Regions from separate parts of the Homo sapiens genome. Here all the other regions are linked to region 1. Evidence: chromatin loops called from intact Hi-C (ENCODE). Cell type or tissue: ascending aorta. All regions are shown on one strand. Each heading gives the region's core, and the rest is flanking DNA. Links, peaks and the distances in the headings are about the cores only. Region 1 overlaps GKN2 (gastrokine 2). Region 2 holds the start of MIR3126 (microRNA 3126). Region 3 overlaps ANTXR1 (ANTXR cell adhesion molecule 1).

What was found. Hi-C counts contacts between places; a loop is a spot of excess contacts. Peaks named below come from ENCODE experiments on the same cell type or tissue, not always from the same donor. Only the 100,000 strongest peaks of a DNase experiment are listed, where the experiment ranks them.
Region 2: a loop joins it to region 1, with 2.6 times the contacts of the local background. A loop is called at or near these places in 3 of 110 quality-filtered maps.
Region 3: it touches region 1 in a loop (2.1-fold over the local background); 3 of 110 quality-filtered maps call a loop at or near these places.

The regions. Positions count from the first base shown.
Region 1 is chr2:68,939,249-68,949,450 of GRCh38, forward strand. It overlaps GKN2 (gastrokine 2), which reads right to left. Exons shown (of 6, transcript NM_182536.3): 4 at 7,899-8,009; 5 at 7,056-7,212; 6 at 5,984-6,202. The coding sequence ends at 6,120. Among named protein-coding and RNA genes, the nearest start is that of GKN2, 8.5 kb to the right of the region's middle. RefSeq lists an enhancer at 4,489-4,678. In ascending aorta, for the core only: a CTCF peak has its summit at 4,409 (motif pointing right); DNase peaks (open chromatin) are centred at 4,433 and 4,930; H3K27ac peaks cover 761 bases.
Region 2 is chr2:69,096,449-69,106,650 of GRCh38, forward strand. It overlaps ANTXR1 (ANTXR cell adhesion molecule 1), which reads left to right. Exons shown (of 18, transcript NM_032208.3): 10 at 6,394-6,492. It overlaps MIR3126 (microRNA 3126), which reads left to right and starts at 7,234; the gene lies at 7,234-7,307. In ascending aorta, for the core only: no CTCF peak of the experiment used is centred there; a DNase peak (open chromatin) is centred at 3,983; H3K27ac peaks cover 3,845 bases.
Region 3 is chr2:69,169,647-69,179,848 of GRCh38, forward strand. ANTXR1 (ANTXR cell adhesion molecule 1) reads left to right here. Exons shown (of 18, transcript NM_032208.3): 14 at 602-643. Among named protein-coding and RNA genes, the nearest start is that of MIR3126, 71 kb to the left of the region's middle. RefSeq lists enhancers at 1,811-2,105, 8,731-9,025 and a silencer at 7,711-8,005. In ascending aorta, for the core only: CTCF peaks have their summits at 4,411 and 4,620; DNase peaks (open chromatin) are centred at 7,935 and 8,765; H3K4me3 peaks cover 882 bases; H3K27ac peaks cover 8,000 bases.

The sequences.
Region 1 (10,202 bases), core at 869-8,868:
ATATGAGTGCATGTGTCTTTTTGGTAGAATGATTTATTTTCCATTGAGTATATACTCAGTAATGAAATTGCTGGGTCAAATGGTATCTGTGTTTTAAGTTCTTTGAGAAATCTCCAGACTGATTTCCAGGGGCTGAACTAATTTACATTCCCACCAACAGTGTATAAGTGTTCCTCTTTCTCCACAGCCTTACCAACACCTGTGGATTTTTTAACTTTTTGATAATAGCCATTCTGACTGGTGTGAGATGGTATCTCTTAGTGATTTTATTGGTATTTCTCTGATTATTAGTGATGCTAATTTTTCATATGTTTGTTGGCCACTTTTAAGAAGTATCAGTTAATCTCTTTTGCCTATTTTTTAAAGTGTTATTTGTTTGTCACTTGTTGATTTGTTTAAGGTCTCTATAGATTCTGGACGGATACTTTGCCTTCGTCAGATCCGTAGTTTGAGAATATCTTCTCTTATTCTGTAGGTTGTCTGTTTACTGTGTTAATAGTTTCATTTGCTGCACAGGAACTCTTTAATTAGATCCCACTTCTTTACCAAGGCTAATGTTGCCAAGGTTAATGTTGTATTTCCTAGGTTATCTTCTAGGATTTTTATAGTTTGAGGTCTTTGAGGTCTTTGATCCATTTTGAGTTAATTTTTGTATACGGTGAGAGGTAGGTTCCAGCTTCAATCTTCTGCATATGCCTAGCCAGTTATCCCAGCACCATTTATTGAATAGGGAATCCTTACCCCATTGCTTGTTTTTGTCAGCCTTGTTGGAGATCAGATGGTTGTAGGTGTGTGGCTTAATTTCTGAGTTCTGTAACCTGTTCCATTAGTCTATGTGTCTGTTTTTGTACCAGTACCCTGCCGTTTTGGTTACTGTAGCTTTGTAGTGTAGTTTGAAGTCTGGTAGTGTGATGTCTTCAGCTTTGTTTTTTGTTTGTTCATTTGTTTTGTTTTGTTTGCTTAGGATTGCTTTGGCTGTTTGGGCTCTTTTTTGTTCCATATGAATTTTAGAATAGTTTTTTTCTAATTCTGTGAAGAATGACATTGGCAGTTTTAAAAGAATAGCATTGAATCTGTATATTGCTTTGGGCAGTATGGCCATTTTAACAATATTAATTTTTCCAATCCATGGTCATGGATTTTTTTCCATTTGTTTGTGTCACCTGTGATTTCTTTAAGCTTTGTAAAGATCTTTCACCTCATTAGTGAAAGCTGTATTCCTAGATATATCATTTTCTTTGTGGCTATTTAAGTGAGTTTGTGTTCTTGATTTTACTCTCAGCCTGGACACTGTTGGTATATAGAAATGCTACTACTTTTTGTACATTGATTTTGTATCCTGAAACTTTACTAAAATGATTCATCAGTTTTAGGAGTCTTTTGACAGAGTCTTTAGGGTTTTCTTGGTATACAAATATATCATCAGCAAAGAGAGATAGTTCGACTTCTTTTCCTATTTGGATGCTTTTTATTTCTTTCTCTTGCCTAATTTCTCTGACTAGTACTTACAGTACTACCTTGAATAGGAGTGGTGAGAGTAGGTATCCTTGCCTTCTTCCTGTTCTTAAGAGGAATGGCTAAAGCTTTTGCCCATTCAGTATGATGTTGGATGTGGATTTGTCATAGATGTTTCTTATTATTTTGAGGTATGTTCGTTTGATAGATGTTGAATTTTTATTGATAGCTTTTTCTGCCTCTATTGAGATGACTATGTAGGTTTTGCTTTCAATTCTGTTTATGTGGCGAATCATATTTATTGATTTGCCTATGTTGAACCAGGCTTGCATTCCTGGAATGATGCCTACTTGATCATGATATATTAACTTTTTGATATGCTGCTGGATTTGGTTTGTTAATATTTTGTTGAGAATTTTCACATCTATTCAATCTTGGGAGATTTTTTGCTTTCAGGAATTTATCCATTTCCTCTATATTTTCTAATTTGTGTACGTTCATAGCAGTCTCTGAGGACAAGTATTTCTGTGGATCAATTGTAACATCACCTTTGTCATTTCTGATTGTGTTTATTTGGATCTTTCTTTTTTGTTCATCTAGCTAGGTGGGTCTATCAATTTTATTTATTCTTTCAAAGAAACAACTATTGGTTTCATTTGATCTTTTGTATGGATTTTGCATCTCAATTTCATTCCATTCTTCTCTAACTTTAGTGACTTCTTTTATTCTGCTAGCTTTGGGGTTGGTTTGTTCTTTTCTGTCTAGTTCTTTTAGATGCAAAGTTAGACTGCTAATTTGAGATCTTCCTAACTTCTTGATTAAGGCATTTAGTGCTATAAACTTTCCTCTTAACACTGCTTTAGCTGTACCCCAGAGATTTTGGTAAGGTATGTCTCTATTTTTAGTAATTTCAAATAATTTTTTATTTCTTCCTGAATTTTGATGTTCACACAAGAGTTATTCAGGAGTAAGTTGTTTAATTTTCATGTATTTATGTATGAGATCTTCTTGATATTGATTTATTTTTAATTACATTGTGGTCTGATATTAAGGTTCGTATGATTTCAATTTTTTTTAATTTATTGAGACTTGCTTTCTTACCTAGCATGTGATTGATCTTGGAATGTGTTCCATGTGCAGATAAGAAGAATGTATATTCTGTCTTTGTTGGGTGAAGTTTTCTGTGGATATCTATTAGGTCCAATTGGTCAAGTAACAAGTTTAAGTCCAGAGTTCTTTTATTAGTTTTCTGTCTCAATGATCTGTAAGTAGGATGTGAAAGTCTCCCACTATTATTGTGTGGCTGTCTAAGTCTTCTTGTAGATCGAGAAGTACTTGTTTTATAAATCTGGGTGCTCCAATGTTGGGTGTGTATATATTTAGAATAGTTAAAACTTCTTGTTGGATTGTACCCTTTGTCATTATGTCCTTTTTTCCAATAAGCCTTCTGTGGTCCAGGAAATACCCTTCTTTGTCTTTCTTAATTATTAAGGGTTTAAAGTCTGTTTTGTCTGATATAAAACTAGTGACTCCTGCTCTTTTTTGTTTTCTGATTTTGCATGATAAATCTTTCTCCAAGTCTTTGAGTCTGTGGGTGTCATTACACATAACATAGAGCTCTTGAAAATAGTGGATGATTGGATCTTGTCTTTTTATCAAGCTTGACACTCTATGTCTTTTAAGTGGGGCATTTAGCCCCTTTACACTCGGGGTTAGTATTGATGTGTGAGATGTTGATCCTGTCATTGTGTTGTTATGTAGACTTACTGTGTAATTGCCTATAGTGTCGTTGGGCTGTGTGCTTAAGTGAGTGTTTGTGGTAGCAGGTGTTATTCTTTTGAGTCCATATTCAGCACTCCCTTAGGACCTCTTGTTAGGCTGGTCTAGTTGAATTCCTTCAGCATTTGCTTGTCTGAGAAGGTTTTTATTTCTCCTTCACTTAGGAAGCTTAGTTTGGCAGTGTATGAGACTCTTGGTTGGAATTTTTTTTCTTTAAGGATGACAAAAATAGACCCCTCTCCCTCCATCTCTTCTGGCTTGTCAGGTTTCTGCTGAGAGGTCCACTGCCAGCCTAATGAGAGTCCTTCTGCATGTGACTTGACCCTTCTCCCTAGCTGTCTTTAAGATTTTTTTCTTTTGCATTGACCATGGTGAATCTGATGACTATGTGCCTTGGGGATGGTCATCTTGTATATTATCTGGCCAAGGTCTTCTGTATTTCTTGAATTTACATGTCAACCTCTCTAGAGAGATTAGGGAAATTTTTGTGGGCTATGTCCCCAAATATATTTTCCAAGTTGCTTATTCTCTCTCCTTCTCTCTCAGGGATGGCAATGAGTCATAGATTTTGTCTCTTTACATAATCTCATATTTCTGGGAGATTGTGTTCATTTCTTAAAACTCTTTTTTCTTTATTTTTGTCTAAGTTGATTCAAAGAACCAGGGGTCAAGCTCTGAGATTCTTTCCTCAGCTTGGCCTATTCTGCTATTAATACTTCTGATTGTATTATGAAATTCTTTTTTGAACTCAATAAGCTCAGTTTGGGTCTTTTGTAAAATTGCTATTTTATCTTTCAGCTCTTAAACCATTTCACTGGATTGCTTGGTTTCCTTGGATTGCATTTCAACTTTCTCCTGGATATCTATAAGCTTCATTGCCATTCAGATTCTGAATTCCATGCTCATCATTTCAGATTGGTTAAGAACAATTGCTGTGGAGCTAGTGGGCTCATTTGGAGGTAAGGGGACGCTCTGGTTTTTTAAATTGCTACAGTTCTTGCACTGATTCTTTCTCATCTGGGAGGGTTGGCGTTCCTTTAACTCTGGTGTAAACTGAATATAGTCAGTTGGCTTCATTTCTGGAAGTTTTCAGAGGGCAAAGGCTCTAAACAGTCTGTTGAATTCCAGTCCTCGGCCTGGCAGGCAGGAAAATTAGCAGTTTTTCGTGTTGTAGTTTGGGATGAAATCCAGTAGATGGCGCGTGAGAGCAATGGGAGATAGCTAGACTAATATTCTGCCACCCGGCTCCTTTGTGTATCCGGGCCTTTGAAGCCGTGCTCTGTGGTGCAAGGGGGAGAGGGGTGACCCCTCACCAGGTCTCCTCCTCGGTCTTGAGGGGAGGGACCCCTGATCACTGGCACTGTGGCCGTGACTTTCTGTTGTTGTTAGGTGTTCCAGGTCGTTGGGCTCCTTCAGGCAGAGGTCCAGCAGGGAGACAGGCCCCACACTTACTGGACCAGCTCTGTGGAGGGAGGCACGCCTAGGTTCCACACCAGCCCAGGAACCTGTGCGACTCACCCCTCTCTGAGAGTTTTCTGAGAGTATGGGCTCCTCTTCTGCTGAAGCACTGGGCCCAGTTCCGCACTCCGGAGCCACAGCCCTGGGACGTCCGGATCTGCTCACAGCTCCCTCCCCTGGACCCTTGGGGTTGGGATCTGTGTGCACTGGGGGATTCAAACAGCTCCCACGCTGCCGGAATGCACTCAAGTGGAGCAAAGCACCCATGCTGAGCAGCTGAGGCTGCACTGTGTACACACTCCTGTGGGGTGGCCAGGCAGGAATCCTGGGAGGGACTGGCAGGCAGGTGGGCCTGCGGGACAGATGTGCCCTAATCCCACGGGGAAGCACTTCTTCTCCCATTCTGGTGGTTATATGGGGCCAGAGCCTCTCAGAGGGAGACAGAGAGCCCTGGGGGATGAGTGCTCCCGCGGAGCTGTCTCACAGACAAAGCTTCCAGCTCCGTGCCTGCTGGAGCCCTTTCTCCATCTAATCTCTAGTGAGAGTCTCATGTCAGCTCAAACGCGGAGGCCGGGGGTCCTCTGCAGCTAGGATCCCAGAGGTCTACGGCAAGAGAATAAATTGTTATTAAAGTAATTCCTCTTTGCTCTGAATTTGCATTCAGCCGAACGTTCACGTGTGACCCAGCTTCACGATCTGAGATTTGTACACAATGTGCAATTTATTTGAAATATTGGAAGTTGCTTTTCTGCTATGTATTGACTTGGCATTTCTAGTCTTTCACTCCTGTTATGATCTTCAGTATGGTGCATCTTTTCCTGGACGTTAGGTGCTCCTTCCTCTCTCCCTTTCTCCCTTCTCACTCCAGGGCAACACATATTATTATAAAGTTTATTCAGGTTGAGTCTACTGCTTTGGTGAGTTAAAGGACATTTTAACTCATATGAATGGCCCTAAAAGCCTTCACCTGAGCATTCAACTTGTTTGATAAGCATACGCTATGTCCCTCCCCTGGCCAGGTCAAGGCCACCACCGTGTGAGCCTCTTCTCTACCCAGGTTGCTCCCATATATTTGGATGGTTAGATGGGAAGCTGGTCCAGAGGGCAGACGAAGAAATGGAAATTCGACCCCAGCTGACTAGTCCACATGTGACCCAGTGGTATTATCTGGGAATTTTCACACATTATGCACCTTATTTAAAATTCTGGCAATTTTTTTTCTTCTATATAGTGACAAAGACATTGCTTGGATTCCCTTTGCTGCTTACAAAAAACAACAAACACCAAAAAATCTATAAATACAGCATTTATATTTTCTGACTGAATCTCAAAATTAGTTGGGGCATTGGGAAAGAATTTAATTTGACTTTTGAGTGTAAACCAAGGATGTATTTCTTTGAAAAGATAAAACAAGAGGGCTAATCATCCTAAACATGAATGTCTGCACAGATTGAAATTCCCAAGATGCCCAGGAGCCCAGCCTTTGCACAGCCTCCAGCACCGACATTATCTGGAAAAGGGAAAATTTTTCAGAGAAAGAGCATTAAAAAATATATTATTGGAATTATTAGAATAATAATACATTAGCTTAAATAAAACTGACAACTTTTGGAAGTGCTGGTTGGCTCAATCCCAGTGATATTATGCCATTCTGTGTCAATGGCATACCTATGTGCCTTTATTTACTTTATGAATGAGTACTTAAAATTTTTTTCTGGGCAGTAGATATATAATAAACATAAACTCTTCTTTATCTACCTTCCAGTACTCTGAGAAATTTCCTTTGTTGTGTTCATCATCAGTTGGCCCGACCTCTTTCACTCTGGTTGCTCTGCCACATTTAGAAACTTTGTATAAAAATGACAGTAATATCTGCAGTGGCATATGTTACCCAGATGAATCAGGGTTTTTACTCCCTGTCTGTAAGTCCGCTTGGCCTCCTCTTTCCTATACCAATTCTATTCTAGATCCTGAGAGCATTTCTTAGTGACTTCCTTCTTATTATCTTCAAAATATGCTATTCTAAGGGCCCAGATGACTTTTTGCTACTTGAAATTCTTACATATGAAAGTATACAAGAATCGAGTAGTTTTTCATTGGCATCCAGAAATCCTTTACTCCATCCTCTCTTTTCACTTGTCAGCTTCTTCACTAGACTATGTGTTCCCTGGAGACGTTTAATTCATTTCTGTATTCCTAAAATTTAGCACAATTTACACACATGGCATGTAATTAATTCCCAAAGCAAACTGAACTGAGTACTGTTCCCATTTATTTGCATTTCACTTGGCACCCAACAGAGCACCTGGCACATAGTAGCTTTCAGAAAATATTTGGTGAGTGAATGACTTATTGGTACTCACGTGTGTTTTCAACCACTTCCCCCTTATACAAAGGGATATGTTTGCAGAGTTTCTCAATGGGTGACCCAAGCAGGAACCAATCCACGTCTTTGATCAGAGACTCCAGAGGGTTGTACTTGACCCAGGTGTATTTGCTGGAGAACATGTTGTCCAGAGCCTAGATCGGTATAACAGAAAAGAACAACATAAAATAAATTGACAAAAATTGGTGTACCTTATTCTAAATTGTGACAATTTTTCTCTTTCAGATTATTAAATAGAAAGAACTTAGGGATCTCAAGACATCATCTCTTTTTGAACACTCTATCTGTGAAGTAGCCTCATTAGTAATTACCAGTGTTATTTTACCTCTGGTGGCAATGAAGCCCAAAGAAAGTAAGTCCCATGTCAAAGGTAGCACCTATAAGAAGTTGTGGAGGGAGACTTAAACCTTGGGTCTCTAGCCGCAGTGCACTGTTTGTATATGTTCACTCAACTGTATTATTTCTTTGCATCTTTGGGTCATTGAATATTAGAACTTCTCTTATTATTGTTCCAGTCACCATTTCTCATAGCCCTGCTCTGAGAAGAGAAGCTGATCAGTCCTTGCTATAATGTCACTGGAATTTATTATAAATTCTTGTATTTAGGACTATATGGTGGAAATCAAGCTAAGATTTGCTCCTGCTCTTAAAAAATAATAAAATAAAAGTAAAAACACTTTAATAACTTTAATAAGTTGAGTATCACATTTATGGTAAGGCATGATAGTATGATCTTCTCCCTCACACTCTTCATTTCTCCATAAATACCAGTATTGCCTGGCTTAAGAACAGAGAATACTCAAGAGTGCCCCAGAATTACCTGTTTCTCATAGATGTACCATTGGAGATTGTTCAGAGGAGGGATGTTCTGATGGTCCATCTTCAGGATAAAGCAGGCTCTTCGGGAGAGCACCCTGGATGCAATGTAGCCCTGAGGCAGCAAGAGTACAGTTACTGTTCCTCCCTAGTTCCCTGAATCTGAACTTGGTGAAGATGATGCCTGAACCTCGGAAGAAAGACTTGAACATGCACAGTGAATATATGGTGGGATTGCTCTCCAATCTGCAATCAACTTTATCCACTTGACTTATTTTACATAACATTTTCATTTTTTCACTTGTCATTTCTACCCCTTTGAAATTGTGCAAACCCATGACTATATTCTGCTTTTCATGTCATGGAACCAGGGTCTGCAGTTTGAGGTTTGAAAGATTGAGAAGAAGCACTACTCTGTCTCTTTCCATTATTTTATTATTATTATTACCATTATTATTATTTTTTTGAGACAGACTCTCACTCTGTTGCCCAGGCTGGAGTGCAGTGGTGCAACCTCAGCTCACTGAAGCCTCCACCTCCCTGGTTCAAGCAACTCTCTTGCCTCAGCTTCCAGAGTAGCTGGGACTACAGGTGTGCACCACCATGAACAGCTAATTTTTTATGTTTAGTAGAGATGGAGTTTCACCATATTAGCCAGGCTGGTCTCAAACTCCTGATCTCAAGTGATCCACCCACCTTGAGCTCCCAAAGTGCTGAGATTAGAGGTGTAAGCTACTGCATCTGGCTTCTTTCCATTAATTTTATTCTGCTTCCTCCCCAGTTTGGGGTAAATAGAATATTTTTTAGAACTGTGCTGTCCTGGCCAGGTGCAGTGGCTCACACCTGTAATCCCAGCACTTTGGGAGGCCGAGAAGGGCAGATCACAAGGTCAGGAGATCGAGACCATCCTGGCTAACATGGTGAAACCCCGTCTCTACTAAAAATACAAAAAATTTAGCCGGGCGTGGTGGCGGGCACCTGTAGTCCCAGCTACTCGGGAGGCTGAGGCAGGAGAATGGCATGAACCCGGGAGGTGGAGCTTGCAGTGAGCCAAGATCACACCACTGGACTCCAGCCTGGGTGACAGAGCGAGACTCCGTCAAAAAAAAAAAACAAAAAAAAAAAACTGTGCTGTCCAATATGATAGTTATTAGCTATATGCCACTATCTAAATTTAAATTCAAATTAGGTAAAATTTAAAATGCACTTCTGTTACAAATTTTGAGTACTCAATAACCACAGGCGGCTGGGGGCTTCCCTATTGGAAATTCAAATCTAGAACACTTCCACCGCTGCAGAAAGTTCTGTTAGACAGTGCTGCTTTAGGAGCTCTCATAAGCATACCCATACCCACACTCATGCACGCTCACACACGTCTCATCTATCCTCCCCTCATTTGCCATCTTTTCTTCCTCTCCAGTTTTCCCCATCCCTTCTCCATCTCAAACCCAAGCTGGCTGGAGAGGGATGGGTTGCAATAAGGTGGGATTGAAAGAGCAATGGAGGGTGAAGACCCTGGGGCCAGATGGGACCTAAGGCCACTGAGTCTTCACCTGGAGTGAAAATTGTCTCTACAGAGTTCCAAATAATGATATACCCTAGAAAGCTGTATCTAATAGAAATCTTTCTGGTTCTTATTTTTCAATTCTCACAAATTGTCAGTTCCTAAAATTCAAAAAATAGACAGAGGCTGAGCCTGGTGATAATGGAAGAAGCTTAAAGCAAATCCTCACTTCTCCATTTTTTTTTAAAGACAGTTTTGGGATTTCCATGACAGTTGCTTAAAAACAATTTCAGTGCCACTTCCTTTTAAACCACATTTTCTAATGACTCTATACTTTCAAATGTGTGATTGAACTGCCAACACCAATGGGAAAGAGGAACGTGAAGACATTTCTAGAAGAAAAGGGACAGAAAATCATGTTCAAAAGTCTAGTGAGATGAGCAGGAACCTACTTATATCCATAGTGCATAGCTTGGAACCTAGGTAGAAGCAGGTTCATAATTCGTTGGTGGAAGAAATGGAAAACAAATGAATAAATAACTGATGAAGGATATGTTTTCTGAGCAGGTTTCTGTGACTTATTGTTAATGCCAGTATCTAACACTTGAAAATAGTTTAGTGCTTTTAGTTAGCAGATTTTCTTTCTTACAGAAAAAGTATGATTTTTTGCCTACCCTATGTACATAATTAAATGTGTATAGTTGCTCTGGATTTCTGCTATGTTGTGATTGCTTTGTGATTGTTCTTTTTATTATTTTATATTTTTTAATTATTTATTTATTTATTTTTTTGAGACAGGATCTC
Region 2 (10,202 bases), core at 801-8,800, 160 kb after region 1:
CACTCCATCAGGAAAGAAAGAAAGAGAGAGAGAAAGAGGGAGGGAGGGAGGGAGGGAGGAAGGGAGAGAGGAAGGAAGGAATCCAATCACTGCACTGGTGAACATATATAGGGAGAGAGAACCTTCCCAGAACTCCTCCACTCTCAGAGGTTATAAACTGGCAGCCTACAAGTCCTATCTGATCTGCATATATATTCTTCTTGATTCATACTGCATTTTTTAACTTAAATTTATTGCTAACATTTAGAAAATCGGATTTCACCTAAAAATACAGATTTTCATCTTGACTTGAAAAATCAGAACTGACAACACTGAACCTGTATTTATTACAAGTTAATGATTATTGAGGACTGAATAACTTCCTTTAAAAGAAACGTATACACTTTCCAGTTCACCATACTCCTCACCACTCTCCATTGTCACCCCAGTACCCAGGCCAAGCATGTGGCTGCCATTTAGCATGGTGCTTATGTCACTGTATTTACAGTCCCTGTTCCAAAACATGCAGGAAGTCACCTGCTATGTGGAAACCCTTTGTAGCAACTTTGACATTACTTGTATTTCAGTAATTCTGCTCCCAATATAGACTCTTTTTTAAAGTTTCTAATTAAATATTTTTGCAGATTAGCCTCTGTTTAATTAAGAATATGGACCCATTTGGCCCTGTCTAATTTAGCTCCTCTCTGGAAAATGCACCCTGTGCCTGAGCACAGTCTTTCTGTGGTCCCACTCAGTTGGCCTCCAACTTCCACAGTTCACAATGTGCTATGTAAGCAAGGATGCCAGGAAGGAACTAATTGGAATCAAGTGTGCAACTTGCCAACTGCTCTACACTTGAAGTTCTTGTACTCCAGAACTGGAAGGAAGTTATAATTAGCTCCTCACACTGTCATTTCAGCAGCAGTTGTATTCCTACTGTGTTTCCCACTGTTTCTGATAAAACTGGGTGAGCTGGCACAAAAGGAAGGTCATTTAAGGTGTCATGTTTACCATTTGGAAATTTCGATGTTTAAAACAGACACATTCAAGCAACATCAGATAGTGGTGTATTCCTCTCACTTTTCATTGTTTTTCGAAGCATTCATTTCTGACCTTTGGCCACCTCTTCTAAATGGATTGCTTCATTCTCTGCTCAATCTTTCCTTTCATTTAAAGACATTTCTATGTGGAGGAAGGACTCTCATTTACAAATACAAAACAGCACAACACTTTGGAAGAGTTTTGGTAGTTTCTTACAAAATTAAATATACACCTACCATATGGCCCAGCCATTCCACTCCGAGGTTTTACCTAAGAGAAAAGGAAATCTATGTCCAAACAAAGAAAGGCTTGTGTACAAATGTTCATAGCAGCTCCATTTTTAATAGCCAAAAACAACTAAAATGTTCATCCACAGGTAGGTGGATAAACAAATTACAGTTTACCTGTAGAATGCACTAATTAATACTCAGCAATAAAAAGCAATAAACTATGTATAAATCTCAACATAATTGTGACTGTGTCCTAAAATAATTATGCTGAGTAAAAGAAGCCAGACAAGAAAATTACTTACTGCATGATCCTATTTACATAAAATTCCAGAAAATGCAAACTAATATACAGTTCCAGAGAGCAGACCAGTGGTTGTGTGGGAGTGGAGGTAGGGAGGGCTGGGAGGAGAGATTACAAAGCAACACTAGGGAAGTTCTGGGGGTGACAGCTACGCTCACTGTCTTGACTGTGGTATTATGATTGTGTACATATGTCAAAATTTATCAAATCATACACTTTATGTGCAAGTTATTGTATATCAATTATGCCTCACTCAAGTTGTTATAAATTAAAAGCTATAACTGAAAAAAGTTCTAGAACAATTCAGGCCTCAGAAAGCACCCATTATATGTCAGTCCCTACATTTTATTTTTGATGTTCCATACCACATTAAGCATCTAAGAGGAGAGCAAATTCAAACTGACTCACAAGATGAAATATCACTGACAATAATTTGGCACAAAAATCTTGGGTGACCAGAACAAGTGGAGAATATACAGATGTCTCATTTTCAGACACAGTGAATGACATGCAATCTTTATTGAGGTCATCTCAAAGCTATGTGTTCCACATTTCCAAAAAGAAAAAAGGAAACCAAAGAAATAAAAGGAGAGAACAGAATGGAATAAATCTATCGAACTACTTACTGACCTTATTTTTTCTTTTTTTAAATTGAGCTATATTTTACATGCTATAAAAATCACCCTTTTAAAAGGTACAATTCAGGCCAGGCGTGGTGGCTCACACCTGTAATCCCAGCATTTTGGGAGTCTGAGGCAGGTGGATCACTTGAGGTCAGGAGTTTGAAACCAGCCTGGCCAACAGGGTGAAACCCCGTGTCTACTAAAAATACAAAAATTAGCCCGGTGTACTGGCACATGCCTATAATCCCAGCTACTCCGGAGGCTGAGGCAGGAGAATAGCTTTAACTTAGGAGGCGGAGGTTGCAGTGAGCCAAGATCACGTCACTGCACTCCAGCCTAGGTGATAGAGTGAGACTGCGTCTAAATAAATAAAGTACAATTCAGTGGTTTTTAATGTATCACAAAGTTGTACAACTATAATAACTATCTAATTCCAGAATATTTTCATCACTCCAAGAAGAAACCCTATACCCATTAAGCAGTTATTCCCCCATTTCTCCCTCCCTCCAGTCCTGGCAGCCACCAATCTACTTTCTGTCTCTGTAGATCTGCGAATCTGGACATACCTTATAAAGGGAGTCATGCAATATGTGGCTTTTGTGTCTTGCTTCTTTTATTTAGCATAATGTTTTCAAGGTTCATCCATGTCATAGCATGTATGAGAATTTGATTTCTTTTGATGGCTCAATAATATTCCATTGTATAGAAATACCATACTTATCAGTTGATGAACATTTAGGTTATTTCCATTTTTTGGCTGCTTTTAATAATGCCACTGTGACCGTTAATATGTAAGTTTTTGTGTGGATATAACTTTCAATTCTCTTGGGTATATGTCTAGGAATGGAATTTGGGGGTCATAAGGTAACTGTGTTTAACTTTGTAGAAGAACTGCTAAACTATTTTTCAAAGAGGCCACAGCATTTTACATTTCCACCAGAAATGTATGTGGGTTATAATTTCTTCACCAGCAGATGCCATTGTCCATCTCTTTCTCTTCAGCAATCATAGTGAGTATGAAGTGATATCTCCATATGGTTATGGTTTGTACTTCCATGTGACTAATGATGTTGAACATCTTTTCATTCATGGACCTTATTAAGCCTCAGAAAATAAACAGGATTAGACCTGGTTGGGACCTGAATAAATGATCACCCTATCCTTCCCCTTTATTCTCTTTCTATGCCAAGATATGTTATTTATTCAATCACTCAATGAGCTCATCCTGAGACTGACTCAGTCCTGGGTTAAGGCACAACCCAGCATTCAGAAGAAATAGAAATCTTGGCCTCTGCCATCAGGAAGCTTTCAATGTAATTGGGAATAACAGTGACAAAAGAATATAGATCTTAAGGAAACCTTAAAGGATAGATAACTTAAAAGATTAAATCAAAGACCATTTTCAGGTGGAAAATTCCTCCCTAAAGCCCTGCAATCTTGAGGTACTTCTTATAGGAGCTGTAAGCCAACATACAAGTTGCCTAAAAACACAGCTGTACATATTTTGAAAGGTGGGTTCAGGGCTTTGTAGATTAGTGGAGTTAAATCACTATGTCCTGGTTCTAATGTGTCCTGGTTTTCACTTACTGGCAGATTCATTCGAAAGGGTTTTGTTACATAACGTCTATGTGTGAAGAGCTGACATTCTAGTCAGGCTGCTGGGCCAGATGTTTGAGCTCTTCTGGTAACCAAATGTGTGCACTAACACAGAAACCCTATCAGGCAGGATGGGAGCTCGCCTCTGCCCTGGTGCACTCCCCAGAGCATCATTTCCTCCACCGTCTCCCCCTGGCCTAGGGGGTTAAATTGTTTGGTTTCCACCATTGCCACATCATGGATTCCTGCTGTCTTTCTTCCTAAACTCCCTGAGGTGGGGCCAAGCAGACATGCAGGCAGCCTCTTTTATAGAGGATTTAGCAACTCAACTGGTAATGTTAGAACATGGTGTTAGAGAATAGAGTTTGGCATGTGGCCTGCATTTCCACAGTCTTCTCTTCCTCTGCTGATCTTTGAGGAAACAAGAGAAGTAGGCACAGAAGTGAGGCAGAAAACATTTGGAATCAGCAAAAACATCAAACAACAGATGTCTGTATGTCTGGCATTCAAAATGGACACAGAAATAGGTTTCTATAGGCTTAACTGAGCAAATAAGAGAAGATAAGATTCTTCTACAAGTGCTTGACACGTACTAAATTGCTTATTGAGCCAACCAAGGAATCTGTCAGATGCCTGACAGACATCTAGAGAAAACTACTAAGCCCATCTTTCTAAACGTAGCAATTGTGCATTTGCATCAACGTGTATGTATAAATCCTTCATAGTCATAGGACTTATGCTCCTGAAAAAACCATAGGCCCGTCACCTTAGCTTTTGGATATGAGTCCCAGTTTTTCTGCTTTACTAATGACATGACTCTGAGCAAGTCATTCAAAATGTCACAGTCTCCATTTCCTTATTGTGAAGGCCTCTTATACTTCTAAAAAGCATTCTTTTCTAACTTATACTCCTTGTGGCACATGTAGTGTCTCTGTATTCTTTTACTTAAATTTCAGTTTCTTGCTTCACATCCAGGCCTGTTCCACTTTTCTGCAAAATGAGCAAACCTGCCTAAAATTAAAATAAAATAAGCTTTAAAAAAAATCACAACTTCAACTCCTAAATGACTCATCTGTCAGAAGGCAGTGAGTCCCCCTTTTCGCATGGTGGTTCAGAAGCTAATGGCTGAGTTCTAAGGGCATGGCATTTGGTGCCTAACAGACCTCGATTCCAGTTCTGATTCTGACAAGTTACCAGCTGTGTGATCTTGGACACATTACTTAACTTCACTAAGATCAGTTGTCTCATCTGTACCTCCCCAGGCTGTGGTGAGGTTTAAATGACATCAGACATGTACAATATTTCACAGAGGGCCTGGCTCACATTGAGGGAGCAATTAGCATTAGTTATTATTGTCTTGGCAAACATGGCCTCTAAATTAGTTTCCTGGGACTGAAGGTGGCATATACTCATGACATTTATTAAGCTTCGAGAGTCCCATATACTAATTCTCTAATTTCATTATTCCTCCAACAACAAGTCTACATTTAGATGGCAATGTACTGTGTAAGATCCATATTCACAAACATTGCATTTTTTCCTCTGACCTTCAGTCTATTTCTCTTGTGATATGCCACATAGCATTATCCCGAGCCCCAATTTTTAGATACAAAAGGATGATAAAAGTGAAATAAAGTGGAACACTGACCATTAGATACCAACAAACTTAAGCAAATATTCCCAAACATTTAGCCAACTAATTATTGGGTTTTTTCCATGGTAGGAGTATGGTAAAGGAGAGTTGTTTTTACTTAATAACGATTTTATTCATGTGCATTAATCAAACATACATTATGCCAATGAGAAATTAATATGCAGGCCAGGCAAGATATATGATCTCTTCTATGCAGAGACAAATGAGTACTACACTGAGGGGCTGATATCAATTCAAGTAGGTAGTGCTTGGCAACTGACCACTGCTAAGAAAGACTTTGATTCATTCCTAAGTACAATTATTCCTACCTAGCCTATGTACTGTTACTGTGTGCCCAGTAGAGATAGGAATGCCATAGTGGTATCAAACAACTCCTGACCTAAAGGAATGTTTCTCCAGCTGGGGAAGAAAAGACAAGAGAACACCACCAGACCATACATAATGACAGTCCTACATTGTTCAGGACTAGCTGTGAATGCCCTAAGGCAGTGACTTTCTAAAATGTAGGCACCGTGGGCTCTTAAGAAATCCTTTCAGGGGAGTACAATGTGCAAAACAGACACAGAGGAGGTGAGTTGATTAAAGAGGAAGTGGAGGACCCCTCCCCTGTGGCTCCCTCCGGCTACTGAGATCACAGATTTTCAAACTGCCTGGATTTGAAAACTGGCTAAGATTTGAATGGACAGAGAGGAGGGAGGAAGGTGTTCTGCGTTAGGAGGACCAGTAAGCCCAAAGGTAAAAGGGTGGGAATTCAAATAAGAAGTGATAGGCCCTTCTTGGGACACCTAGTGAGGATGCACTGGTAAGTAGTGAAAGGAACCCACCTGGTTGCTTTTGGTGTTCAACCTAAATTAATTTTTGAATATTTTAAGCCTGGTGAAATAGTGAACAAATGCTCTAAATCAGGGCAGATGCGAAGCTTAAGGTTATTGGCCAAGTAACGAGTCTCGTCATTATTCTTTATTTCAGAGTCATTTCAAGTTGTCGTGAGAGGAAACGGCTTCCGACATGCCCGCAACGTGGACAGGGTCCTCTGCAGCTTCAAGATCAATGACTCGGTCACACTCAGTAAGTCCTTGCAGAGTCCATGGGTTTCTTCGACAAGTGGCTTCAAGGAAGGGAATTCCCACCCTTGTCTTCCAGCAAGGCCACACACATGAAACCAGCAGAAAAGAGTCTTATTTGCTGGAAAGACCCCCAGCAAGGGCATAGTGAGCCCTTACAGTGGTTCCAGTCAGAAAAGGCACCACTTGGGTGGGCACAGCCCCATGGGTGTCCAGCTTGGTAAGCAGAGCAAGGCTGGACTTGAGTCCCCGTCCTCCACAAAACACAGAGCCACAAGCCCCAGCCCTGCAGCAGCCCTCCGGAAGCAGCGGGGCACTGGTTTCCTTGTCCCCTGCCATCTACCGAGTGGCTCACTCTCAGGTGGGAGTGCTGGTGATGGTTAATTAGGACTGCAGAAACATGAGCCTCCTTAACAAAGTATTGGGACTCTTAAGGGTAAGTGTGAAAAAGGAATGGTCTAAATGCATTAATCTTGAATAAACCGAAAACCAAACCATTAGGCTTGCACATGTAGATTCTGCAGCTTTTTTCAATCTGGATGATTCTTGCGTGGAGTAGCCAAGAAACTCTCATCGTGGTGAATATCTTACATGAAATACAGGAATATGGAGTAAAACTAAGTGCATTTCATGAGAAAAAATGAATTATCATAACATTGGCTTCTTCACAAGACATTTGTAGCAGTCAAGTTCCTAATTTAAAGATGTACGTGATTCATGTGGTTGACCAGGAGAGATGGGGAAGATGATTATATGAGGGACAGATGCCAGAAGCACTGGTTATGATTTGCATCTGGCATCCGTCACACAGATAATTATTTATTCCACATCTGCAGTGATAACTGTCATAATATACTGCATTTTCTGTAATGCTATGTACCTTCTAAATGCTTCACATCTTTTTGCTACAACAGCCCTGAGAGGTAAAGAGAGCAAGGAGGACAGGAGGACACACATTTGTTGACTAATCACTCACACTAGTTTTCTCCTCCTGATAGCCTATTTTTTTTTTTTTTTTGGAGACTGAGTTTTGCTTCTGTTGTCCAGGCTGGAGTACAATGGCACGATCTCAGCTCACTGCAACCTCCGCCTCCCAAGTTGAAGCGATTCTCCTGCCTCAGCCTCCTGAGTAGCTAGGATTACAGGTGTGCATCACTACACCCAGCTAATTTTTTGTATTTTTAGTAGAGATGGGTTTCATCATGTTGGCCAGGCTGGTCTCGAACTCCTGACCTCACATGATCCACCCGCCTCGGCTTCCCAAAGTGCTGGGATTACAGGTGTGAGCCACCACACCCAGCTCCTCATAGCCTTTTGAAGGAGGTTATCTTGTTTTTAAAGAAGAAGAATTGAAGGGCTATGGATATTTCCTTCTTGACATCATAAAACCCACTTTAGTAGTTAAACAGACACATGCTGTGTCTTCCTCACAAACATCTGGAATTCCTGGCCTTGGAGTAATTCCAAACATTAGAAACATTCGGTTAGTTTTCTTAATATTTGGAAATGCTCTCACAGATCCAAAAAGTACGTGCTATTTGAAAACATTCTGAAATATCCCTGAGTAGTCACAGTGTGAAAGTTGGACGTGTGCCCCCAGCAGAGTTCTTTCTTTTTTCTCCCTGTCAATTGTGATGTCACTTAAGTCCCCCTTTTCTCTTTAACCAAAATCCCAAGTCTAACATCAGAAACTCCTGAAGGTTTAACTCAAAGACATCAATACCTTCCAAAGAAGACTTCCCAAACAAGCAGGCTTTCAGGCCCAAGCTCTCTGAAGATACATGGAAGTGGGCTGGGGAGAGAGAGAATCTACCCTATGTGCCGTTGCTCAAAGGTTACACAAGATGCTGTATTAAATAAGATGTGGCCAGGCACGGTGGCTCACGCCTGTAATCCCAGCACTTTGGGAGGCTGAGGTGGGTGTATGGCCTGAGCTCAGGAGTTCGAGACCAGCCTGGGCAACATGGTGAAACCTTGTCTCTACCAAAAATACAAAAAATTAACTGGGCGTGGTGGTGCACACCTGTGGTCCCCAGCTACTCTGGAGCCTGAGGCTGAAGGATCACTTGAGGCCAGGAGGCAGAGGTTGCAGTGAACTGAGATCATGCCACTGCACTCCAGCCTGGGTGACAGAGTGAGACCCCATCCAAATAATAATAGGAAGAAGATGAAATGCAAACTCACTATGGATTTGTCAAGTGAGTACTCGAAGGCCTATTTTCCAACTTCTTTGGGAAATTTTATTTCTTTCTTGGGAAACCAGTCCATCCCTCTCTCTCCTTTCTTCCTTTCCTAATATATAGTTGCAAACATATGCACAGGCTTGTCACCTCATTCATATTCAAAAAGAAATGGAGGTTGTTGGGGTAGGGATTTGGCTTAAATCACAAACCCGTGCCTTTAGCACAATACTAAGTTTGGAGAAGATGAAGGCAGTGATTTGATCATATTCTATGCTGCAAGCAACACCCCAAAACTCAAGCATACAGCTATTAAAAATATTCTAAGGGGAAAAATAGCGTTTGAGGAAAACACTTGGCCTTTAGTTAGTAATTCACCTGTTCATTTCCATGGAGAAAATAATATGAACAAGAACCTGTGGAGGTAGAAAAGATGAACAAATTCTAAAATGCAGCACGTTTAGATCTACATTTTTCTGTCAACTTTATAAATGTCATAGTTTCTACTGATTCCTCCCTGTAAAATAAAATACACTTAGATTCCTTTACCTTTCCCATTTTCCTTCCCCACCTCTATACCCCAAGTTTTAAAATGTTATCTGTTTTTATTTTTATATCACATATTTCTTTTTTCAAGATTTTTTTTCCTAAGTGCTGCATTGGAATTTGTGACAAAAAGAGAACATAAGTGCCATTATTAATGAGAAAGACTTAATTGAAGGCCCAATAATGAAGCTAAGGCTGTGTGGCTCTAGCCACTTCAAACATGAGGCAGACCTCAGGATCTTCAGCAAATAATGCAATAGCAAGCTATATGAAGCAAAATCTGTCAAAAGAACAAATTAAAAATGATATGGATAGTGGGAGATATTAATATGATTTTTCAAGTCTTAAAACTTAATTTAAAAGTTAGAGATATAGAGCATATATCTTTATGCTCTAAAGATATAGGTAGGGCATATAATACTTTTTTAAATGACTGTGAACAACTTTGCAAATTGATCATGCTAAGACATGGATAAAATGCCAATATATTAATGCCAAAAGTAGAAATTGTTTAGACACATTCTTAGATGATAAGCATAACCAGAAGATAGGTTAATACATGCTTCTCTCCCAATTTCCTTGCATTTGCTTAAAAAATCAACCACTTAGAAATCCAAGACAGTTTCTAGATTTGTGGTCAACAAAATAGATCCAAAAATCTGGATGAAATATGATTTTTAAAATTACATTGTGTGGCCTCACTCAAAGGAAAGAAGTGGGAATCTCCAAGTATAGGAAACAAAATGGGAATAAAAACCTAAGTAAGAAACAAAGTCACAGGGGCTCCAGGCCAGGCTGCGGGCTGTGACCCCGATGCTGATGCAGATACAGGACACCAGATCTCAGGTCTGTGCCAAGGCATCACACAAAAACAGAGCCCCCTGCAGAAATCAGGCTCCAGCAGGATACACCAATCATTTAATTGGGCAAGGAAGCAGGCAGGGGATGAAAATCCACAGGTGTAATGATGTTACACCACCCATGTGAT
Region 3 (10,202 bases), core at 1,124-9,123, 230 kb after region 1:
TTAAAGCTTTGTGCCCCTAAGTGTCAGTGCCCTGAAAGAAATCCCTGGACACTCCTTTGCTGCCTCTGTTGGGACTCGGTCTGCCTGGGCAGCACATCCACCCTGCAAAGACACCCGTGGGGACCAGTGACAGCTGAAGGACTGCCAGCAGCCCGCGTGGGGTCCACGCTTGACACATCCCTAAAGCACCATGTTAACTTCCATTGTGTGACAATTCTTTGTTAAATGTGTAGACGATTGGATAGATGGATGAATAAATAATCTGATATGTGAATGACTCGGTGAATAAATGAGTGAATAAATTTGCATGATAGTTATCTGGGGTAGGAAATGAAACTGTGACCTGTGGAACATTTATTTCTCTATACAAAACCAGAAGAGACGCAAATGAGACTGGAACCCTCAGCCTGAGTCATATGCTAACTAGCAGAGCTACTCTGTCCAGCAAAGACACCTCTCATGGCAGTGATTAAGCCCGACTTGCTGGGGCCATTGCCATGGTAATTATGGCAGCACCACCACGGTACCTCCTGACAGCAAGCCTCTTAGGAGGCAGGTAGCCAGAGATTTTTCACTGACCTGTTCTCTGTTTTCTTTTCAGATTATCAAGGAGGTCCCTCCACCCCCTGCCGAGGAGAGTGAGGTAAGTGACCACAGCAGGATGGCAGTGGGTGGGCAGGGTGGCAGAGTAGGGTGGAGAGCTGGCTGGGCAGCTGGACACTTAGCCCCCTGCAGAGCAGAGCTAAGTCAAGCTCAAAGGATTTAATGTACCTGCCTGTGAAGCAGAAGGGAGGAAACTGTCTGGCCTTTCCTAACCAGGGATGAACAAGAAACTGAACTAAACTGCCAGAAAAGACAATGAGTTTTGGAGGTTTTTCTCCCTGCAGAGATAAAATGTGAGATGGAAATAAATGTTTTTATCAGTACAGTTATTTGGAGCTTTGAGATACTGACTTTTCCTCTCAAACAAACCCTAAGATTCTCTTCTCCTGCAGAGACTTAATGCTTTATGTGTGTAGATCAGGCACAGTTTGCTACATTCTCCAATCATTGGTTCTAGGAATAACCTGATGCCCAATTCTTCATTTTTCTTTCATTTAAAAACAATATTACCTAAAGATGGGCCAGGCAGTAATGAAAATACGCTGGAGAGGGATATGTTAATATCCTGGCCTTCCTCTCAAATTCTCGTCATCTAAAGAAAAAAATTCTTGGACTCTACCACTGAATCGGCCAGTAAACTGTTCTGATGCAAGGGTGGCCTGGAGTAGAATACAGTGGAGGCATTAAAGGCTAATCATGAGAAAGGCAAGAGTGCCTAGCAAGTGGCTTTGCTAATCTGATCACTCTTAGTACAGCTGGAGTCTCTAGAAGTAACATCCACCCATTCAGAAGCCAGGGTTACATATCTAAACACTCAATGAGACCAAAAGATAGATTGATAAGGTTTCAAGTTCTTGTCCTCAATCCCTAACGTCTGTTGTGTGCAAATCAAGTGCCAGTTCCTCACCCTTCCCCTTCCAATGCATTTGTCAAGTTTCCTACATACAGAAAGAGTAATGATTAAATTAAAAATTCCATGTGGCTCTTATATCCTGAACCATACGCATGTAAGCCAAGGGATTTAATAGCTGCAATCAATTAAAGTGCATCTTGTTGGAATGCTAACTTTCTGCCCAGAAATCAAGGGAGGAAATTACATTGCTGTGCAAAGAAGAAGAAAAAACCTTCTTTACATACATTAAAACCTTTCCTTAATCCTTCAAGAGAAAGTACCGTGGCTAGTTCCACGACTGCAATTGGCTTTGCTTCTGTTATGTGCAGCTATCTCTTAGACTTCCAAAACATAAAAAATAAAATAGAGCAAGGAGCTCCCTTATTAGGACTTTGTTTGCCTGGAGGCAAATAACATTCCCTCCCTTGTTGTGTTCAGTTAGAAGGGTTGTGGCTTTTTCTTTTGGCTCTTGCTCTGTATTTGCCTTTAGAAGGTGACGTGGCAGCCATAGTGGCCAAAGTGCACCTGGGGATGTAGGTTAAGACTGGGCTCTGACTTACCCCAGATCCAACATCTAGCCTAGGGTTGCACACACAGTACAAGCTCAGCAGGGACTTTTAGGATGAAGGACCCAGCAACACAATTTTGGAGCCAAGTAAAAAAGCCCAAACTAGAAAACCATCTAGGAAGGATAGCTAAAAGCAAGGAAGAGAAGTAGTTGAGTTTTTTCTGTTTCATAAAAGTTGTAGTTACACCCAAAGAAAGCTGACTTCATTTCCCAAACAGAATGACAACCTCAGAATGCTTGAATCTAAAGGGTTATGTTAGGCTTAAAGGAGTTTTTGGGCTGAAGCTTCCTCACCTGTCCCCTGTCACTCTATCAAAGGGATAACTCACGTGAACACCTGCAGTTGATTATACTTGGTCAGACGTGAGCTGGACAGATGACTAGTACATTTCATTGGCTGATGAAAAACAAAACATTCCCTTCCTGGAGTCTAGATCCCCTCCCCTCCATTTCCCTTTGAAACCCTCTGACTTAATCAATTAAATATGACGTCAGAAATAAATCAAGAAACTACCCAAACTGGAGACCTAGGCAATAAAAATTTAAACATTGTACTTTTTAGCATCAGGCGCTTTTTGGCATGTGCTGATTGCCTTAGCGTGTGTGTTGGCCCTGTGAGTTAGGCCACCTAATCTCCTTCCTAATGTATTTTGGCAGGAAAATAAAATAAAATAACAAGAAGAAGAAAGAAAGAAATCCCACAGAAACAGATAACCTAACACAGCCCGTGCAACGTATTTTATACAATGCTCTGAAAATCATAGTCTCAATCTAGACAGTCTTTTCCTCTAGTTCCCTGTATTCAAATCCCAGTGTCTAACATTCAATAAATAGCTATATGAAATCAAACACTCTCTGCCGTATATATGAAGACCTTCAGTATTATTTATCCCAACTTTCATCAGCTCTATCAACATCATATTCTGAGAGAGGCATGTCTACTATTTAAATAACTAAACTTAGAGAATGAAGATAACTTTATAATAAGCTCTCAGTGACCTTTTTAATAGAAAATATAAAAATTCAGAATGGAAAAAGGAACTATATGCTGAGATTCTATGTAACCAACGGTGACACACTTGTATGAAGAGGGTACAAAGAGAAATTACTTGAAACTTGAAGAGCTCAATAGAAGCAAGGAAGCTCAGTTTTAACAACTAAGAGGGACATTTCCTGGGTTAAGAATCTTCTCAAGTGGCACCAGTGGGGATCCCTCCCTAACTCTCCAGTTACTCCAAATAACTGGCAGTTCGTGGGAGAATGCAGTAATGGAGCACTTCATGTGACGGTTTTGTTCTGCATGTAATCACCTTCCATGGATTTTATGACCATATTTGAGTTTTTATCAGCCTCATTCGCCTGCAAAAAACAGAGACCAGTTCAAGCTAGTCCAAGATGAAAGAACTCAGGTAGACTGTGGCTGGGGAAAGAACTGAGGCAGCTCTAGACACCACCCTCATGGGCTTTCGATTTCACTGCTAGCAGCTCTGCTTCTCTCTGGGAATTTATTCCCTTCTGCCTTCTCTTACTGGCCGCCTCTCTGCCCTTGTAACTCTGGTTTGTACAGAGCCCTCTCTCCTGACTCCATCTGATATTTCTAGTCTTCATTTCACCATCTGCCCCCAGTGCTTATAGCTGAGTCTCTCAGTTTCCATCTTTCAGTTCCCAATAGGGGAAAATACTTGGTCCAGCTCATCTTTTCACTCCAGACCATAGATCATCAGTCACAGCTCACAGCCAACCAACAGACTGGTGCTCTTGGGTCACATCTGGCCAAAGAGAAGCTTCCTAGTAAGCCCCGTGGCCATGGTGAGAATAGCTCCCCTCAGAAGGAGGAATGGACCTGGTGCAGGCCCTGTGGCCTCTCTGAAATAGTATTGTTTCAGAAACTAAACTTCGGTCTCATTAAATACTATCAAAATAAAAGCTACACCCAGGAATCCATACCATATTCTTCCAACATCTGCCACTTTTACAGGCTCTCAAAGATCCTATCGTTCCCAATATCAAGCATATTTGAAAGGCAATAGATAGCAGGAAGCCCCATGACTGAATGGAAAGTGGGTTATGGCTTAGCCCCAAGCAGCTCCATGTCTCAGACACACACAGACCTACATATGAAGTAAATGTACTGGAAAGAGAAGATGCTTCCTTTCCCATGTCCTGTCTCACTCTATCAAAGGCATAGCTCTGGAAACACCTGCCATTTTCTTCCTTAATCACACTGCCTTGGCCAGACCTGGGCTGGACAGATGACTAGTACATTTTATTTGCAATGAAAAACAAAACATTCCTTTCCTGGAGCCTAGAGCGCCTCCCCTTGTTCATTTCCCTTTGAAACCCTCTGGCTTAATCAACTAAATATTATGTCAGAAATAAATCAAGAAACTACCCAAACTGGAGACATAGGCAATAATAGTTAAAACATTGTACTTTTTAGCATCAAGCAAATCAAGGTCTTAGAATCTGACTTGAGGGACATTAGAGAAGTCAAATAGGGTAGAGGTAAAAGGTATGTAAGTAGCCCCAATGTTTTTTGATATTTAAAAATCTTATTTATTCAACAACTCTAGAATGAGTGCTCCTGTGCGCTGATAGCAAGTGTGAGATTCTCTGCCAGAGTTGCCTTAAGAGAGTGTGTAACTGGGCCAGGTACAGTGGCTCATGCCTGTAATTCCAGCACTTTGGGAGGCCGAGGCGGGCAGAGTACTTGAGACCAGCCTGGCCAACATGGCAAAACACTGTCTCTACTAAAAATACAAAAAATTACCCGGGCATGGTGGCACATTCCTGTAATCCTAGCTGATCAGGAGGCTAAGGCAGAAGAATTGCTTAAACCTGGGAGGTGGAAGTTGCAGTGAGCCAAGATCACACCACTGCATTCCAGACTGGGCGACAGAGCAAGACTCTATCTCAAAAAAAAAAAGAGAGAGAGAGAGAGTGTAACTGGACATTTATAAAGTTGGTGACCTAATCAGTCCTAATCAGGAAGAAAGGCAGAGATTCCTGGTGGATATTGCATGTGAATGTATGAAAATTAATAATAATAGTGGTTAATTACTGAAGATGACATTTATTGAGCATTTATAACTATCCAGGCAATTATGTGAAGCACTTTTTGTGGTACATTTCATTTTATCATTCAGCAGCCCTGAAACAAAAGTGTGCTATTATGAACCCCTACCTTATAGATGCAAAACTGAGGTATAATGAGATTAAAATACCAGTGGCCCCAATATTTCAGTTATTAAGTGATGGGACTGGGATTCAAACTTGTACCTGAAAAAGAAGCATAGAGCAGTCTTTCCTCACTGGTCCCTGAAGACAATGTAGCTCCTGCAACCAAGAGCAAGTCTTCCTGATGCTCATTGTTGGGAGCATCAGGTGCTCCTTTCTTGAGTGGCAGTGTCACCTGTCTCTGACCCGTGTCACTCACACAGGGCACACAGCCCCTTTTAAGACTGACGTAAAGATGGTTACTTATTTTCTGTGCTCTGTCCATGGCCCTAGTGTGTAGCTATTCTCATTAGCTCTCTTATCCCTATGTTTCCCGCCTGTCTTCTCTTTCATGCTCCCATGTCACCATGTCTCATCATGAAGCTTTAGAATATATCTGGGAGCTTGGTATGGTGACTCACTCCTGTAACCCCAGCACCTTGGGAGGCTGAAGCAGGATTGCTTGGGGCCAGGAGTTCGAGACCAGCCTGGGTAACATAGGGAGACCGCCCCCCGCCCCCGCCGCCGATATCTACAAAAATAAAAATTAGCTTGGCATGGTGGCTGTCACACATGTGGTCCCAGCTACTGGGGAGGCTGAGGCTGGAGGGTCACTTAAGCCCAGAAGCTGGAAACTGCAGTGAACCATGTTCATGCCACTGCACTCTAGCCTGGGCAACAGAGCAAGACCCCAACTCTTCCAAAAAAAGAAGAATGTGTCTTCTTGTTTTAATCATGGGTTAGTATATATGCACTGGGGGGCGGGTGAGAGTGGGAAAGGATGTGAATATGTGGACATCTATAGGTTGGTATTTTGTATCTGAAGGGAGAGGGGTGCCTATTGAAAGCATTGATGCCCATCCAGTGAACAATAGGCACCTGGCTTTGAAGGATGAGCTTATTTTCAGATTTATTATTATGCTCACTGATCCTAAAAATTTCTCTGTGGCAAGAAATGTTTAGATAGGAAAACTGAGCTATGGAAAATTATACAGGGCCAGATAAGTTGAACTCCTAATAGCAACAGGTCTGGCATCCTTCCAGCCATGTCTACACAGACACCCAGAGTAGCCTCCACCCTGGAGGGATGAAGGGCCAAGCTACTGTCAGGCATCTTCTTGCCAGTGACCATTAAATACACATACACAGACACCCCCCCACACACACATACACACACACACACATACACTCCAAACAGAAGTCCTAGAGAAGGCCCAAAATTCCGTATTCTATGTTTTAATACTTTAAAAAAAAAAAAAAAGAACATTGCTGCTAGGAAAATAAACACCTTATTCTTTACTGAAGAATACAGGACAATCCTTGTGTTGTCTTTAATCACTTTGTTTACGTAAACAGATATAATGGTGCCATGACATGTGAAATGCGGCTCAGAATGGTGAAATCTTAAATCCTCTGGAGTGTTGTATTTACAAACAGAAGTATTGCTGGATCTTTCTGACTTGCCAATTCACTCCTAGGAGTTTACCTCCAAGACTGACATTGAGGGGATCTCCCTGACTTCTCCCCAAAGACCAAATGAGACAGTCCTGCCAGTTCTACTTTAAGTTCTGCCCTTCGAAGCCTCCCAGACCTGGGAGTTTCTGTAGCCTTAGTCCTTTAATTCATGTCGTCATTCTCACGAAACTCACTCCTCTATAAATGTAAACAATATTGTCGACAGCTGAGTTCTCTTTATTTTCTCAAAATATAACACTGTGCTGGCAGGTGATGGGGACTCAATGATAGTTGCTTGAGTTAGTGAAATAATTGACAAATAAAAATCTCTTGTTGAGCTTATGCATTTAAGATGTGCTCCAGTTCAATGACATTTAAAATTAATTTAAAAGCTGATTTAAAGCTACTGCCTTGGGTTTGATTCTCTTTCAGTTATGTGCTCCTTTTCATTGATAGTTCCTATTGAAACCTGCAGTGAACTGGGAGTTGTAAGCCTTCTTGAGTCAAACCGGCCATGTGGCTCTTCTAGTAAATGGATACCAGAGAAGCAGGAAAGTTAAAGAACTTATCAATTGAGTCTGAGAGGGCCACCCTTTGCACAACTCCAGGGGACGCTATTCACATCAAGTCTGTGGAGTTGTCCCATGCACAGTATACATGCAGGAGTGAGGCAGTCCCAGAATCTGGAAAATTCATCCTTTCTACCCTCTGGTTTGCTTAATAACTAACAGTTAAACGTGTTGAGTGAGTGGAAGGTGGAGTTGTGGAAACTCATGAGGCGAGAGCATTGCATTCTCTGGGGAACCCGGGAGTTCTTGGCAGAATAGGTTACGCTTAAACAACATTAAGGGATGGGTAGAAGCAATGGGAGAAGGGCTTTCCAGGCATGTGGAGCCCTGCATGTTGAAGCGTGGAGCTGCACAAAAGCCTGGCATGATTGGGAAAGATGGGAAAAGTTCAGGGTCTGAGGACAGCACAGGGCTAATCCAATTACAGGCTAACCAAGTGAGTTCACAGACTTCATCCTCTACAGCTGTTTCTTCCTCGAACAGCACTGTGCCTGCAGGCACACCCAGGTCTGCCTGAGGACACGCAGGTCAGAAGGGGCCTCTACCATCTGAGGAATGTGCTGCCATTTGTGTTACCCAAGCTCCAGCCAGCTGGACGTCTGGAGCCACCACATCCTTTCAGATTTAAACACAACTTCCCTTGATGGGAAACCGGCCTCCCTCCCCAATCCCTGCGGTTTCTCCCAGGCACCACTGACTCCTACTCCTCGCTTCTTCCGCGTTATCTCATCTTCTCGGTTTGCTAGACACGATCTAGCAGCTCTGGCACAAATCCAACTGCGCAGCAAATTTTACTGAAGGTTTAAAAGTATAGTGCAGCCCACAACCCCTGACGGAATATTAAAGGGACTCTTATTTACCACCGGCCACCCCCACCACTCGGGGGGATTGGGGGTCGTAGCTGTTCACTGGTAGCTCTGCCCCACTCTGTTCTGCTCATCTTCTCATTCCCCACAAGCCCCTGATTTCTCATTCACAGCAATTGGGCTCATCCAGCCCCATCCTCCAATAACCATAGAGGACAGCAAGGTTTTTGTTTTGTTTTGTTTACTAAAGGAAAGCCAGCTCACACTGAGGATTTCTATACTGGTGTTTTCTCCCTCCCTGCTACCATCCTTGAAGGGCAGTGTAGGAGGAAGATCTCAAGAGCCTTTATGATTTAATGAGATGTAAAAATCCACCCTCCAGTGCTGCCGAGTTTCTTAGTGGCCTTGCTGAGGGGCTGGGATTCTACTCCGTCCATTTTTGGCCAAATGGAAAGACACATCAAAGATTCCCTTCTCTTCCTGGGGATTGCAAAACCCTTCTGTCTCCAGAATGTGTAAACAGACCCATGCTAACTGCAGGGGAAACTCTGACTCTCCCGTCCGTCAGCCCCTGGGCCTTTGTGCTGCCTGGTGCTGTTGTCTGAGCTTGGCAGGCCAGCTCCGGTCAGGGGATTAAGCGACGGGCTCGGTGGCGCGGCAGCGTGTGGAGATTGCCCAAGCCCTAGGCATTTCCTGTTGCGAGAAGGCCAGGCCCTGCCCTTGAGCACGAGGGCGGCGCCTCCTTCCCCAGGCCAGGGACAAGAGGGAGGAGCCAGGGACTAGAGGGAGGGGCCAGCGGCAAGAGGGAGGGGCCAGGGGCAAGAGGGAGGGGCCAGGGACTAGAGGGAGAACTGCCCCCGTGTGCAAGTGGAACCTGGAAAGCGGGGAAACCGGCTTCATGCATCTTACTATATCCTGAGCACTCAGCGGGGTTGCGAATTAGAGAAAGCCAGTTGTAAATCCTTCTTTAAGTTCTTTTCGTAAAATATAGGGGGAGAAAAACCCCTGGACAAGGCATCAGAAAACCACACCAGAACTTCACCTTTAGGGGTCACTTCATTTCTCTAGATCTGACTCCTCTTCTGTGCAGTGAAAAGACTTAATTAGATGAGCTCCTAAAAAATTAAGAGGCTCATGAACCTAGTTGAGTCCCCTGTGGAATAAAGCGGCTTTATTCTTGGAGTTTCTTAACGTTCGTGGTGCTGCTGTGTTCAGCTTTAGGGGATAGAATTTCTGTTATCTCCTTTGGAAAACTGCCCCAGACTGGGAATGCCCAGGCTTTCAGAGCCATATTTTGTATATCTGTGTTCACAGCCACTTACACAGAAACATACATCCACCTCCAATGTAAAGTTTAACCACATATAGGACATATAAGATTCCTGCTTTCACATCATAAGGTGAAAGAAACCTCGGAAATTCTAAGGTAAAGTAATATGAACTATAATATTTTATTGTGTTGGGGACTTTATTTTGTTATATTTTGCAGTTATAAATTATCAAAATTAAGTCCATGTGCGGTGGCTCACACCTGTAATCCCAGCACATTGGGAGGCTGAGGTGAGAGGATCACTTGAGCCCAGGAGTTTGTGACCGGCCTGGGCAATATGGCAAAACCCCATCTTTACAAAAAATAGAAAAATTAGCTGGGTGCATTGATATGTGTCTGTAGTCCCAGCTACTCAGGCAGGCTGAGGTGAGAGAATTGCTTGAGCTGTGGTAGTTGAGGCTGCACTCCAGCCTGGGTGACAGAGTGAGACCCTGTCTCCAAAAAAAAAAAAAAATTATCAAAATTAGCAGGTACAAGGAGAAGTCAAAAATGAGCGTGTATTTGTTGCCATCAAATGATTGGAAAAGCAAACCACAAAAGAACAAAATCCAGACTGGCCAATGCTGAGAAACAATCAAAGGAGAATGAGGTTGCATGAGTTCAAATCCAGCTCTGTCACATACAAGCTGGGTGACCTAAGTCATTTAACGTCTCTATTCTCGTTCTCTAAAATAGGAATAATAACACCATGTACCTTCCTGGGTGGTTGCAAGATTAAAGGATTAATAATACATTTAAAGTGCTCAAAAGAGTGACTGGCACA